2 separate regions of the Homo sapiens genome follow, and region 1 is linked to region 2. Evidence: chromatin loops called from intact Hi-C (ENCODE). Cell type or tissue: ascending aorta. All regions are shown on one strand. Region 1 overlaps PDE4D (phosphodiesterase 4D). Region 2 has its middle 99 kb from the start of PART1.

The links. A loop is a pair of places that touch in the nucleus more often than their neighbours do. Peaks named below come from ENCODE experiments on the same cell type or tissue, not always from the same donor. Only the 100,000 strongest peaks of a DNase experiment are listed, where the experiment ranks them.
Region 1: it touches region 2 in a loop (6-fold over the local background); 56 of 110 quality-filtered maps call a loop at or near these places.

The regions. Positions count from the first base shown.
Region 1 is chr5:59,808,961-59,816,960 of GRCh38, reverse strand. The region is part of intron 1 of PDE4D (phosphodiesterase 4D); the gene reads left to right. Among named protein-coding and RNA genes, the nearest start is that of PDE4D, 81 kb to the left of the region's middle. In ascending aorta, CTCF peaks have their summits at 2,873, 3,097 (motif pointing left) and 6,824 (motif pointing left); DNase peaks (open chromatin) are centred at 3,112 and 6,800; H3K4me3 peaks cover 341 bases; H3K27ac peaks cover 1,482 bases.
Region 2 is chr5:60,582,296-60,590,295 of GRCh38, reverse strand. No RefSeq gene overlaps it. Among named protein-coding and RNA genes, the nearest start is that of PART1, 99 kb to the right of the region's middle. In ascending aorta, a CTCF peak has its summit at 3,805 (motif pointing right); no DNase peak of the experiment used is centred here.

The DNA of each region.
Region 1 (8,000 bases), 770 kb after region 2:
CCTCCAGGAACCAGGCTTCTGCATCTCACTTGCCATGCTGTGGATCTAGGAACAAATTTGCATTTGGAAATTCATTTTAAAGTGTGCATGCTGAGGTTCTGGTGACATGCAGGGTAACTTCTCCCACCCACGATATCTCTTGACTCAGGCCTTCATGTAGGAGGGGAGGAGTGTTTGGCAGCAAAACTGGGTATTTCTTAGGAAGGAAATCCTTCTAAGCTTTATGGAAATCCTAGGGTGTTGTCCCTACCTTTCTGAGTGTGGAGCAGACTATCTGTGTACATAGCGGTAGTGAGGGGTGTAATATTGGAGAATGGCTTAGGTAACAGCCAAAATATACATTGTATATCCCCAAAAAGACGACCAAAGACTCACAGGCCATGCTGCTATCATTAGATATAATAGGCATAGCCTTTCATTGATATGTAAATGTTAGTATTTTTGGTAAGTGCCTTATTTTATCTTCTGGATAATATAAGATACAAGTACCATGAGGGCAGGATCCTTCTCTCATTCATTTTTTTTCCCAAGAGCATAGCACAAAGTAGGAAGTACTTGTTGAGCGAATGAATGATCCTAAATATGAAAGGATGGCATTTTATCGCCATTTTCCAGATGAGAAAAAAACGAGGGAGCTTATCAGGTTTATATATAGTGAGTGACAAACTTCAGAATTAAACCAAAATCTAGTAATTCCTATAACTTACAGGTTATTAAGGAGTCCACCTGAATGTAAGTCCAACAAGACAGGTGTTTATTTTGTTTACATACATTCCAAGTACCTAAGACAATGCCTAACATATATAAAATACTTCATAAACATCTTCATGTGTGAATAGAATTTTCAAAGTTCATCTCAATATATGCCTCATGTGACACTTCCAACCCTTCACTGCCAGGTCTTTCAGTCTTTATTTGAATAGGTTCAGTAAGAAAGAATTCACTCGTGCTTTAGATATGTATGGCTTTTCCACATTGTTGTCAGTTCTAAATCCCGAAAGTTATTTTTGTATGCTTGGAATACTTCACAATATTCACAATTTTTACAATAAAATAATTTCAGGTCTTCTTGATGAAAAATGTCGATCAGGACAGGGCTGAGGATAATCACAAGGCTTGAAATTAAAGAAGTCTCCTTAGGCTGAAATGAATTTCTAGTTGTAAAACCAAATATGAATCTATGTATTTGTGTTCCTCAGACCACTTTTCCAGCAGGTCCTTGGCTGTATTTTGTATGCATTTGTGAAATGCTTTGTTGAAATTCAGTTTCAGCCAGGTCTGTAGCATTCTCCTGGCCCCTGGTCTGATAGTTGTACCAGGAACACTAGCTAACAATTGCATGGCACTAGTCTCAGCTGGATTTGTTCTAACTCTTTTATATGTATTAACTCAATCCCTACAACCACCCCATTTCATTACTATGCCCACTTGAGAACTAAAAACACTGAGGAAGAGCGAAGTTAAGTAACTTGCAGAGGTCTCAGAGCTAGGAAGTAAGACAGCCAACTCGGAACCCAGCAGACTAGCTCTGGAGCCTACCCACCTACCCTCCACACCGTACCTGTGGTCCATCCTCACCAACCAGGCCTGCTGCCCTGAGCATAACTTCACCCTCTTGCGTTCTAAAACTATCTGCTGATTAAGTGAGTTCTGAAATGTTTTCAGGGACCAATACTAAAATCAACTATGAAATAGTTTCAGAGATTGACCTTTCCTCCTTTTGGAATGGATAAGATTTTCCCAACCGAGGTCTCCCATCAGCTCTCCTGTTCCCCTGGACTGTGGCACATAGGAGGGCCAGGGACTTGCGCCTATTATTTCATTTCTTTTGTTATCCTTCATTTCTAGATCTCTTCTCTACCACAATTATCTCTCATGTTGACAGTTTCCCCACAGATGGGATGTCTATTTCCTTGATAATACAGCATTATTATGCTAAAATCTCTCATTTGTGTTATTAGCCAGACTCTGTGCAAAAACGTGTGTATATCTGAGACTCTGTGCTGTTCTTAGCCACCTTCTTGGTCCCTTCTCATGTAAATTACTAGGGCACTTCTTCAATATTATTATTATCATGCCCCCTTACCACCACCACAAAATCTTCCATCATAACCCATTTTTTTTTCCTCCTCCTTACCACATTTTCAGCTTTGAACTCTTATAATCAGATCAGGAATTACATTTCTGAACAAATGCAGGCTTTGCAGCATTGTGAAGTGCAGCTGGTCCCCAGCAGAGAGCCCTAAGCCCCTGCCTGAAGCCAAACCCCCTTTTGTGGCGAGAGGTCTGGATTTTATTTGTTGTTTTTATCTTTGGTGAACTGTCAACTGGAAGCAGAGATGCGAACACCAGTTATGTCCTCCCCTGCAAGGTTCATGACCAATACTTTATAGTTTCTGGATATGCTTCCTAGGTTTCTTCTGTTGGTGTCATTTGCCTGCATGTGACTCACTGGCAGGTGGTGATTTCATCATATTCTAGACATGTGTCTTAGGAAGCTGGCCCCTATCCTGGCTGGCTGGACACATATCGAAGTTCCTTAGATCTACCATTGTCACTTTCATATCCATTGTTAAATACTATAGATAGCATGCAGGGGTCAGCCAAATTGTTCTGTAAAAGGCTCAAGCATAAATATTTTAAGTTTTGTGGGACAGACAGTCTCTGTCGCAACTACTTGACTGATGCAGCATGCAAGCAGCCACAGACAATAAGTAAACAAATGGGAATGGTTGTGTCCCAATAAAGCTTTATTTATAAAAACTGTCTTTTTTTATAAATAAAGGAGCCCATCGTTTGCCGCCCCCTAGTGCCAGGAAGGAACAAGGGGAAAATAAGGAAGAGACCCAGAGGAAAAAAAGTGTCACCAACCATATCTCTAACTCATATTTATTTACTTATTTTTCTAAGCGCAATCGCTAAATTATCTCGTCTTCCTAAGGCGTATGAATCTCTTACATTAACTTAGGGACAGAATATAGAGTTTTATGTTATCTTCTGTGAGTTCTTTTTCCATTCTGTCATGTTTCAGACTTTCAGAGGTAATTTTTAAGTATTTCAGCTGTGCCTTAGATACATTAAGGGACCTATAGTGCCTCCCTGAGGCCAAGATGATGGTTGCAATCATAAATAGGTTATTTCTGAGTTGAGACTGGTAAGAACAGATTATCCTGCCCAGACAGTGATGTGCCAAGCATTGGCAACTTTGAAAAATTTGCAATTTGATTTTATAGGAGAGTTTCCTTAACAGGCCTGAGTTTTTTTCCCATTGCTTTTGTGAATACAGTATTTTCCCCTGCTAGACTCTTAGTCAAATGTTCTTGCCATTATAAGAAAAAAGGAAAACTGAAAAACTTGAAAATAATTTTATTGGCTTAGGAATTATTTTCATGTTTGTCTGCTAATGGCAAATAAATCTACCTTATTGAATCATACGGATTTTAATTCCCCGGGGGAAAGGTAACCAATGACAGGCATATGTGTGTGTGTGTGTGTGTGTGTGTGTGTGTGTGTGTACAAGTGTATGCTTGTGAAAATTGAACAGCAAAAAGAAATTAGGTGGAGAGGAAAACATTAAAGCTGGTACTGGTGGGTAATCATTATATATAGTATATATACACATATGCCTTCTCCAGTTTTATGGAGGCAGTCAGTGCCTCAAAGACGTGTAATAAAGAGACAGCAACAATTATTGGTGGCATTCATGTAGGAGAGGCTTGAGCCAATGTAAACTTGACTTGGTTAGTAATCTTTGCCAAAACTCCCTGATTGTTGTAAGGGAGTTGTGAACCATTAGGTTTGCTTAACCAGAACAGCAAGTAAGCATCCAAACAGATTGTCCTTGGACCATAAGCAAATGCCCAGAAAATAGCCCCCTGCATAGGATATTAAGTACTTAGAAACAAATGAGAAAAAATATTACAGCAAGTCTTCCAGGTATAGAAGGGATAAACAACCCTATTGGTATCAGAATTTAGGAATATTATTATGTCTCCCACTTTAAATGAAATACAGCAGCCTGACTTGGCAAAATTTGGGGAACGGTTCCCCTTCTTTGCAGCCAGGTTCGGTGCTTGCCCTCTGGCATCCCTTCAATTGTGTATATTACTGGCAGAGACAGCTGTTTGAGCTGCTAATAAGATTGCAAAATAATATCAGCTTGTGCTTCAGGTTGAAGATAAGAGATAACATTGCATTGGCTGTAGGAATGGCTTTCTTATAAACTGGATTTAGTTTTATCTCACTTGTCTCACTTGTTACTTTTTTATTTATTTACTTTTTTTTTTTTGAGATGGAGTCTCACTTTGTCACCTGGGCTGGAGTACAGTGACACGATCTTGGCTCACTGCAACGTCCGCCTCCCAGGTTCAAGCCATTCTCCTGCCTCAGCCTCCCAAGTAGCTGGGATTACAGGCATGCGCCACCACGCCTGGCTAATTTCTGTATTTTTAGTAGAGACAGGGTTTCACCATGTTGGCCAGGCTGGTCTCAAACTCCTGACCTCAGGTGATCCGTCTGCCTCGGCCTCCCAAAGTGCTGGGATTTCAGATTACAGGTGCCATGACGCCTGGCCCCACTTGATACATTTGAGGGTCTCATAAGGTCTTGAAATTGAGCCTGTGAATTTATAAACAGGGCTACAACCATCCTGCAGATGCAACTTTTTGGCATGCCAGAATCAGTGGCACCTGAAGAGCATCTCCTTGAAAGCGGTAGTAGATAAAAGGAGATGCCTTTCAGGTTTCAGACGTGGACCTCAGATTCACCTCCAAGACTAGAGTTATCACAGTGCACAGGATCATCCAAGAACAGACATGCAGAGGGAGGAAAGGCCATTGTAAGGCTCAGGAGAACATAGTAGAGCCTAAAAATGAGAACAAAATGGTACTATCAGAAAAGATGGCAGTGGTTGGGACATAAGAGAGGGTAGGTTCACAGGTTTGTGGGACCAGGACTCAGTCACTTTCCTCGCGCTAGGCTCAACCCTCACGATGGGGAAAGTAATGTACTTCTGGGCTTAAAATTCTTCACAGTCAACTGGTAGAGATATGAGGGAATTTATTGCTAAGTAGTAGGGAAAGTGTTTTCACAAATAACATACAGGAAATTCCCATATCATACAAAGGAGGTTGTATTATCACCACGTTTTTACATATGAGAAAATAGAGTCTTAGAAAAGTTATGTACCTTGCCTAGGAGCATGTGCCTAGATAGTGGCAGCTCCAAGATTCAAACCTAAAACTCCAGAGTCTGAAACTCACACAGTTTCTTCTCTGTTCTGAGGCTTCATGCAGCTGGACAGGAGGTTAGCCTGAGACAAGAGGAGGATCATTCTCGAAGGCAGAGAGGCTGGGGACATGACTGCTTTCTGGAAACCTGAGCTCATGGAGAGAGGCTGAGAGTCAGGAAAGTAGGACATGAAATCATTTAATGAGAGTGAAGACCAGCCAGGTCAGGGAGTTTGAAAAGAGAGTTTTGAAATATCCATTGTAGCTAATATGGGAGAGCATTCTTTGAGAGTGATTAAAATGGCGACTGAGGACACAGCTAAAGTGAGAAAGAATAAATCTGTGGCAGACTTGCATATTTTTGGTATGTGCATCTCTTTCCGAAATCAATTGAACAGAGGTGGGAAAAGTAGCTTGGTGGATAATGAGGTAGAGTGGAAAGTTGAAAAGACAGAGCTTAGGAGTCTTTCTGATTGGTCTAAAATTCCCCAGGGAAAATCATGTTTCTTTTTATGAATATAGTCCAGGTCTTAGGTCTGTCCCACGGCACAAAGTTTTCAGGACATTCTGGACAAATTCACACATTTCCCTGGATGTCAGTCAATTCCCTTTGCCTCTGTGCTATCACTTTCCTTCTCTCTGCTTTCTCCTTGAGTTACCTGTCCCAGCTCTTCACTCCACATTCTGCAGCCTCCGTTTAGCTCCTTTATACCTTTGTCCAGATTCTTCCTAACTTATTATACTGCCTCCTCATGTCAACTTCCATCCCATCTGCATTTGGGAAAAGAAGCCCACATGATAAGTGAGTCCATCTGCTAAATGTATGCATCTTAGAGCATTTGTTCAAGATCAATAAAGATACAAATTATTTTGATTTTTCAGCTGTTGCCCAAATCCACAAGAGTACACAAATGAAAATGCACTGATTTTTAAAAAGTACAAATAGCCATTAAAGTTTGTATTGTTTTATTCTTTAAATAAGCCGGAAAAATGGGAATACGTAGGAACGAGGGAGCTAGCAAAATAGGCGGGGCTTCTGCGTTTCAGGTGGTCTGAGACTGCAGTGACCCTGAGGCTGGTGGACCTGGAAGGAGCCAGGGAGAGATGGTGGATCCCAGGGGTGGGAGCAAATGCATGGTCCAAGGTTCTGAATGGCAGAGCTAGACCAAAGGACTAACCTGCTAACCTTGACCAAGGAGATGGCCCAGAGGTTTTCTATTTCTACTGCTCCATCTTTTCATTATAAGTTCCCAGTAGAAACGAGTCATCATTTAAAATATCGGTGCAGCACTTAACACATAAGGAAAAATCAATAACATTCATTTACTTACAGTACCCAGAGAAGAAATAAATTCAAATACGTAAAAATGGGCATGAACCATCCTGTTCCATATCCCACTTTAGGACTGTCAGCAACTGTATACATTGCTGAACGTCATTGCTCTTGTACATAATGAATAATTTTCTGTAACCCTGTGAAGGCCGACTGATTTTTACGGAAAGACAGCTTTGTGTTAGGCGGCCCGCCTTCCCCACGGAATCGGGTTTTCCCACGCCACGTTTTGATGTTTCTGAGAAGTGTGCGCCATCTGCTGGCCGCTGAGAGGATTGACGAGCAGCCATAAGGAGCACCGTGTTTCTTGAGCATGACTTAACCAGGCAATGGAATTACAATTATCTTTGGGTTTCTAAAACATAATAGACATTTCAGGATTCACGTGACTTATGAGAAGTCGCTTAATTGCCTTTCAAGCAGTATACATTTTTTATTCAATATGTGTATTATTCTTTGTAATAATAAACGATGCAATAAAGCAATCGAGGGGTTCCCACATGCTCTCTAGGCAGAGATGGACCCCGGGCCCTAGATGAAAGGTTAATAGTTTGGAGTGAGCACTAACTCTGGTCCTCTGACTCTGAATCTAAGTCAGGAGTAGAATAGAGCTGTACAAAGAAGACTGCTTGATGGAATTGAATTTTGTCCCTTCTTCAATGGGGGAAAATAAAGTACAGTTTTCATCAATAGATTAATGACTAAACTTGGACCTTGATGCCAAATCCAACTTGAGCTCCGCCTGCACAGTCTGGAGATGTACATAAGAGACACATGCTCAGCCTCTTAGCACATCGTTATAATCCAGGCAGGCAATACTATATCCTAAAATTACTCCTCTTTGCTGAAATTGAGAAAATAGGAATTACCCAGGGTAAATTTGGTACATAAATGTACCAAATGGTATGATTTATTCTAGTACTGTCTTCTTTTTCTTGATTTTCTTCTTTATTGGGAAATTTGTATTTTGTAGTTCCTTCGACACTTTAAAAATTAAACTAGAGGGTAAGATTTAAGTTTTCTCACAACTAACAAATGATTTTGATTTTATTGCCCAAAGCCCTTTATATCTCACTTTCGATGGGTCTAGTCCCTTTGGCTTAATTTAGATGTGATTTTTCCTTAATAATTTTGAAAATGGTGGTGCTCTATACCAACTAGCTAGAATAGGAATCACATTGACAGTATTTAATGGATAGAAGCATCTCAAAGATCTTTGCTTAATGAGGGCAAATCATTAGCAATGTCCAACTCCCTATGTTAGAGGCGCCAACTAAGGCACGGTACTTAAATTTAAAGCACAACTCTTCGACTTCCATAAAGTACATATATTACATTATATTTTTAAATTACGGGGTAGTGACTCGATATGTCACTGGAATGTTTTGAATAGTGCCCCCGGCCCCCCTGCCAAAAAAAAGAATGCAAGAACACTGTCC
Region 2 (8,000 bases):
TTGTTAGCTGGCTTCCATTACTGCTGTTTAAAAGTCAGCTGCCACTCTAGATATCACTTCTTTATCAATAATGTGCCCCTTTCTTGGCAGGCTGCTTTTCTCTCTGTCTTTCGTGGTCTTTCATTGATGTTGCTATATCTTGGTGTGTACTTTTTAAATAATTATCCTGCTTGGGATTTCTTGAGCTTCTTGAATCAGAAGTTTGAGGTCTTTTGTCAGTTTAAATATTGCCTTTGTCACAATCTCTCCTCTGCTTTTGAATCTTTAATTAAATATATGTTAGCTCTCACTCTGTCTCTTAATCTCAATGTATGTCTGTATTTTGGTGTTTCTATGCTGCTTTCTGGATAATTTCTTCAGAATGTTCTTATATTTCAGCACTTCTAGTCTCCTGTTCAATTCATATATCCACTATTATGGATTTTACATTCATTTTACTGTCCATTTTACAGCTCAGGAAACTGAGGCTCAGTCAGGTTGTGTAATATCCCTAAGATTACTCAGCTTGCAAGTAAAATAGATGGCAGTCAAAACAAGCACTGTCTAACTGCAAACCCCAGGCTCCTGACTAATGTGTTTCCAGTGAGCAATGTTTTATGGTTTTTAGCACATTTACTTTGGATACTTATGTATAAGCTCATTTGTCATTTTTCAACCTATACTTTAAAAAATTTAAGATCTCAAATTTCTTTTTGATTTGCAGCATTTTCATTGTCTTAACCAGCTTTGCCAAATTCATTTCCAATTTCTTTTGGTCTCTTTCTACAAATATATGCTAAAGATTTTTCATCGAATTTTCCACAAATTCCCACAAAAGATACTGCAACAGTGATGAAAACAAAGTCTTTCTTTGATGCTCTATAGACATAAGCATGTATTTGTTTTATTTTTAGGTATGATTTTTATAGTATTTTTCATTTTTATGTATAATTGCTTTTATTTTTAGGTATGATAAGTCAAAAATGTCATAGGGAGTATCATTGCCCTAAGAGACTCTGGTAAGAAATTTATCAAATGAATGTTCCATACAGAAAATTTTGAAAGAGTACTACAGCAAATTTTCAAGGTTGAAGACACTCTGTATGAGCAGGGTGATGGAATTCAGCCATTTCTCATTTTTATTTCTCACACGTCTTTGTGTTCCTGCATCTGCCTTCAGGGAAGTCGTGTCTGGGAGTCTAGCAAATTTAATAGACATATGGGTCACGACTTAGCACTTATGTTATCCAAGAGTTTGGTTTTGATTCCCACATATAGAAGAGTTTCTGCACATTGTTATAGGAAATATAACTTTTAAAAAGCTGATGTTTGTGAGCTGCTTGTGTACAGGAAGAAGAAACTAAAAATGTCTTATGTTTGGAAAGTCACACAAATCTTAAATCATGATTAAAAGAGGAATCAGTTAAAATGGTCCCTAGTTATATGGGTGTGGCTGTGGTAAATCATTACTTTTACCCTCAAGAACAAAACCCTATATATGTCAAAGACCTAGGGAAAAGTAAGAGTTTTATTACCTATCAAAAATCAGTATTTAGGAGAGATTCAACTGTATTTATATTCATCATCATAGTATTTTGAAGTACTCACTTCAGCATGAAACATAGGAAATTCCAATTTTACAGCATTTGCGATCGTGCGTTTTCTTGCTTAAGACAATATAACCTGCAGAGTGTAATACCTTGACATCACTGGGTCTTCCAAACAAGTTGCCGTAAAACATAAACTATGATTATTGAGTCTTAAAGAAATTATTTGCTCATGGGTACTCAAGTGATTTGAAAGTTGGGATCTAAGACCACGTTAATGAACAGAATTTGCTACTTTGTATCAACTTGGAAATATATTTCTTATTTAATTTTGTAGAACAAATATACTTCCTGGGATAAGTGGAGGATATATTAAGTACCCTCTGATGAATTTTTTCAGTGTCTAGTTAACTTAACGTTTAAATTTTCAATTTGAAGAAATAAACTGGGAACAGTAATGGGACAACAGGGTGCTAACCCAATAAAAAAAGTCACTTTCAGTTTGTTAGTGCATATTTATGTTGCAATGTAAGTTTCATAATTAAGTAGTGAATCTAAGTTAAAATTCTGTTTACAGTTTTTGCAAATTTCACCTTGGAGAATTGTTGAGTGAATTGTTTGCTTCATTTGAGGATGTAGAATAAATTATATTTTCCATAAAATGTCACCAACAGTGCTTATTTCCAAACAAAAAATAATTATGTATGTGGCTAGGTCTACTCACTTTGTAATACCTCTTTTGGGGCTCTTCTGTCAGAACTGAGGACACTTACAGTATCTAGAGCCTTTTCTAGGGAATATAACAAAAGCTTTTCTCCCTCTTCTAGCCCCCACAAATTTTACATCTTGCTGCCAGCGTATCTTTCAAAATAATAACAAGGTAGTCTTCTTGAGTAGTTTATAATGGATTTCTTTCTATGTTTAATAAAGCAAATGAAACTTAATTTTTAAAAAAACTAGAGGACTAAAAATTATTTTCATGAGAACTAAGTAAAATATAATTGATATTTGTATTAGTCCATTCTCATGGTACTATGAAGAAATACCTGAGACTGGGAGATTCATAAAGAGAAGAGGTTTAACTGACTCACAGTTCTGCATGGCTGGGGAGGCCTTAGGAAACTTACAATCATGGTGGAAGGTGAAGCAAACACATCCTTTTTCACAAGGCGACAGGAGAAGAAGCGCCGAGCAAAGGGGGAAAAGCCCCTTATATAACCATCAGATCTTGTGAGAACCCACTATCATGAGAACAGCATGGGGATAACTGCCCCCATGATTTGATTACCTCCCACTGGGCTCCTCTCACGACACGTGGGAATTATGGGAACTACAACTCAAGATGAGATTTGGGTGGGGACACAGCCAACCACATCAATATTTAAAATTGAAGTACTTCAGTTTTGATTAGTGTAGACTAATACAACATGCGAATGTAGAGGCCTTTTGCTCACTCTTCCCACTAAGAACTCAAGACCTTTGAAGGGTCCTGACAACAGACATTTCAGTGATAATTTACCAAGATAGCAGAACTGTTTGTTGCTAAAAATAGTTATGCAGGATAAAATGCAATCTATAATTTTATGAGAACCTGTGATTCTAGTTTACCTCCAATTACTAATATCCATATCTATGTTTGTATATTTTTTAATCAGGTGTGTTTTGGACTCAGAAGTTATTAAAAATTCAGTCAAATGATGGGAGTGATGTTTTGAAGATTAGAATCATGTAGCTGATTCACATGCGTTATTAGACCATGATAAGAAGCACAGAGGAAATATAACAAATGAAATCAGCCTTCTTGCCTACTGATTCTGCATAATTTTAAAAATTAAATTTGGGTTTTTGTCCATATGCAAATTTGTCCTAAAAATTTCCATCTTTTGAAAGCGTTTTGATACTTAGAAAAAAAAATTTAAGACTTTTCTAAATAGAATATACAAGATGGTACAATCTGATTGGATAATAATGCATCAGTGTTCTAAGTTAATAATTGTCTAAGGCAATAATTAACATTTAAAACATGCAGTGACATCATTTCTGAATTTTTTTCTACTTTCTACTTATCAAAATGCCAAATATAATTATACACAATTACTGCTTAAAGATGATGAAGGTTTTGATTTCAGAAAGTTCATCACTCTTACCTTTTCACAGAGAATTTAATTTGATGATCTATTAAGGCACAACAGGTGTCTGATTTAGCATATTTGACTATTTTCACAAGTCACAATCCATCTAACAAGGACAGATGTTCCCAGTAGAGGTCAGTCTTGTGTTGATAGTTATTGTATCATAAAGGAAAAACTAGGGATTTTATGTTTAAGTCCAGTATATTTGATATAGGTAGTAAGCCATTAATTGTGGAAGAAAGAAACTTAAAGATTGGTCATCTTTATTGTAACAAAAATTACTGTGGGTAATATTTTGGGTCCTTTATTACCATATGTTTTCCTCAAAACCCCAGAAAGCTTAACTGCTTGCTAAATACTCCCTAAAAGGAACTTACCAATGGTAGAAATGAACAATTATCTAAACGTAGCAACAGATAATTTGGGATAAATGTCAGATTATTGGATTTGAAACTGAAAATATTTCTTGCAAATTTCAGTTTGAGAAGAGAAACACAGAGGTAGGATAATTTCACGCATCAGCCCCTCACCTTAGCTGTCTTCTCTGCAATATGGGGACAACTGTGCTTGTTCTCTTTCCCTCAGATAAATCTTGTTTTATTCCTCAGACTAATGTTTTGGTCTATAAACCGAGAATTTTATAATAAATGCGGAGATGGCAATCGGAGATAAAGCATATGTTTACAAGTAATGCCTTTGGAGTTGTTGATGCCAAAATACAATAAGCAGTCAAACCAGCATAGCCCAGGAAACATCTTTGAGGTTACTGAGATGATAAATGACTTTACTGCAGGTAGATGGTGTGATGGAAAGAGCAGTGTGTTAGCAGCAGTGGTTCTGCCACCAGATAGCTTGAGGAGGCTTTAATTTCCCACACCTTAAATAAACATAATTAAGTAAACTGTGTTTGCTATGCAAATACAGTCTAAAAGCAAGACTCCTAGTTCCTTCTTTCGAACTAAATTATTACCCAACGGTCCTTCCTATTAGAATTTGTAGCACCAATATTAGTTAGAAATCAGAATATTTGGATTTTAACTTGTGGCACTGCCAGTTGGGCAAGTGACCTTGAGCAAGTCACAACCTCTCTGAGATTTGTCTTTTTCTCAGTAAAGTGAAGGGATTGGATATGGAAGGAACAAACTCCAGTGTTTTCCAGGACAGGAAGATATTAGAAGTTGCTGAGAATGGAGGGGTCAGTGGAGAAATGGAGTGTGCAGACCTTACAATAAGGTATCTGATAGAAACAAAGTGTTGAATGCTCTATGTTGGCCAAACTTATGCTTTATGTAGAGGTGGGCAGACAGATGCAGGTAAGAAAACTGGGAGAGAGGTGCCCAGTTACAAATGCAAAACTTCAACTCTGGTCTTCTGTCCGATGATCTGGAGTTCTTCCCACTTCGCCACACTAAGTCTTGTCGCTGACAGGAGTGTGTGGGCTTGATCTAAGCAAATCTCTGAAAGAGAGGGCTTATATTTGGTTCCCTTTATCCTCCATCTATGCCCCTTCTTTATTTTTTGGGTCCCTTTCTCTTTATCCACTACATCCTTAGTTGTGCTCAGGTGTTTCCTGAGCATGAGCTTTGTAGGCGACACATTTCAGGAGCTGAAACAGCCCAGACCCCACCTCTCTTTTCAGGCTCCCCACTATGATGTTGACATTTGCCCTCCACAGAGCTTATACCAGGCTGCATTATGTTTCTTCATGAAGACTAGTTAGCTAAGCAAGTACTTAGAGCCCTTTCATTCATTCAGTTTATTGTAGAGCCTTAATACTGCAGATGCTAGGCTGGGCAATGATGAAGGGAGAAAGACGGCTTTAACTCTGAAGGAGCCTCAGCCCAATGAGGAAAGCAATATGTCTACGTGTAACTCTAGATGATGAAATCAGACCCCTGTAGTGTGCAGGGTACACAGAGGAGAGATAATTTTTCCAGGGCAGTGGAGGGATATGCAAGGTGTTACTGAGGAGCTAATATTCAAGCTGAACCCTGAAGAATGTGTCCACTAGTGAGGAAGGCAGGGCAGAGGCATTTTCTCAGAGGAAATAGCATGAAATAGGATCTGGTGACAACTAGAAATGACTTACCATTCCATGTGGTCCAGGTAATGCTAATACTTCAATATAAAGTCTGACATGGCTCTCTGTAAAGGACTGAGTAATAAGGGGATTTCATGAACTGTGGCCAGGCAGGCAGCGGACTTATTTTTAAGTAAGGAGTTTTTTGGCACCTGTCAAATAACATCTCCGAGATGGCTTCCTTTACATATTCCAGGTCAGTTGATCCAGATCTCAATGCTCTTTGCAATTTTTGGATTCTTAGTAGGTTGCTGCTACACCATGGTTTCTCTTTCCACATTTTCACAGGGCATTCCTGCATTAGTCTGTACTGATGAGTTTACAATGGTTGCAATAATTGTTGGTGTTGATGAACCTTCCTTGCACTTTATGTAAAAGAGTGATCCTTTTATTGCCAGTTTCTATTTTTCCATCAACAGCCTGATATTCCATGCCTCTGGGTCCATACTGTTCCATTTCATAACATTTAATGAATGTTAGAAGTGGCTCTGCAAATGCATTGCCTTAATCTTGTTGCCTGCAGTGAGATGCTTTTAATATTTTCTCCACATGTGAACTCAGTGTTTTCCTTTAGGTTTTCTTTAATTTCCATGTGGTTAATGTCACTACTGCAGGGAGCCTGGATATTTATAGATTTTTCCCTTTCACTCTATCTTCAATAATTTGCTTTTGCATTCAGTGAACACATCCATCACAATAAATGGTCCTTTTCTCATTTGTATTGACTTGCATTTATATAAACCAGACTTCCTTTTTATAGTATTATCAATGTTCATGGCAATTTTCAGTAGCTTGGGGAGCTGGGTATGAGAGTTGGCACAGAGCTGCAAGTTTTCAAATGACTCATGTCATGATGCCTGGTTTCAAGCTTTATCATTAAGTCAAGACCAAAGTTATATGGGTTTTTTTCCTTAATTGCCTCAATATAAAATGAGAGTATTAAATAAGCATCTCTAAATTATTCCCAATTTCATTAAAATGTTCTTGATTTGATAGCCCTTTTGTGCACTGAAAGATGTAAAATATTCCAATTACATTGTTGACTATTCATAGTCAGTTCAATGTTATAAACTTGTATAGCTCCTAGTAGAAATAAACAGGGAACTGAGTTATATACAGTTCATATTGATCATTCTTAGATGCTATTGCTTTCTGATAGCTCAATTTATTTTAACAGAGTCTACAATGATGTCATTTTAAAATTATTATTTTAATATTTCATTTATATTCTTTTAATATAAGTTAATTTTTTCCTATCACTGTGCATGTCATTGGTTTGCAGATTGTTGGGAAGAATATCACTGGCAGGACTTGTATTGCTGTTCTTTAGGCAAAAGCAAACTGGTCAACCTAATCAAACTTTTTCTAGCTTGTGGAAGGCCTCTCAGAAAATATCTTTCAGAAGTAGCTCTGTGTGCTCAGACCCCTGGAACCAGTCATTCTGCTGCAACAGAGGCCTGTGCTTTCCTATTGCCACCCATTTTCACTGCTCAGTGGCCTCTTCAGATATTAGTGCTATTTCCATAATTCTAGTTGCATATGCTTTTTTGTTTCTTACCTATGCCACTTAAATATTGTGACATTTTGGGAGCACTTAAACATTTACTTCAAAACTTCACATCTTTGTGGTATTTTTCTATAGTAACTTGTGGTTGTTAGAAATGCTGAAAATAAATGGTGCTGGGATAACTGGGTAGTTAAATGTGGAACATTGAAACTGGACCCCTTTCTTTCACCATATAGCAAAATCAACTCAAGATGGATTAAGGATTTAAATATAAAACCTAAAACTATAAGAATCCTAGAAGAAACCCAGGAAATACCCTTCTGGACATCAGACCTGGCAAAGGTTTTATGATGAAGATTCTAAAAGCAATTGCACCAAAACCACAAATTGACAAGAGGGACCTAATTAAACAAAAGAGCTTCTGCACAGCAAAAGAAACTCTAAACAGAATAAACAGACAACCAACAGAATAGGAGAAAATATTTGCAAACTATGCATCTGACAAAGGTCAAATATCCAGAATCTATAAGTAACTTAAACAAATCAACAAGCAAAAAAACAACCCATTAAAAGTAGGCAAAGGACATGAACACTCATCAAAAGAAGAGAGATGAATGGATGAATGGCCAATAAGCATATAAAAATGCTCCACATCACTAATCATTAGAGAAGTTTAAATTAAAACCACAGTGAGATACCGCTCATACCAGTCAGAATGACTATTCTTAAATAAAAGTAAAAAAATAACATGCTGG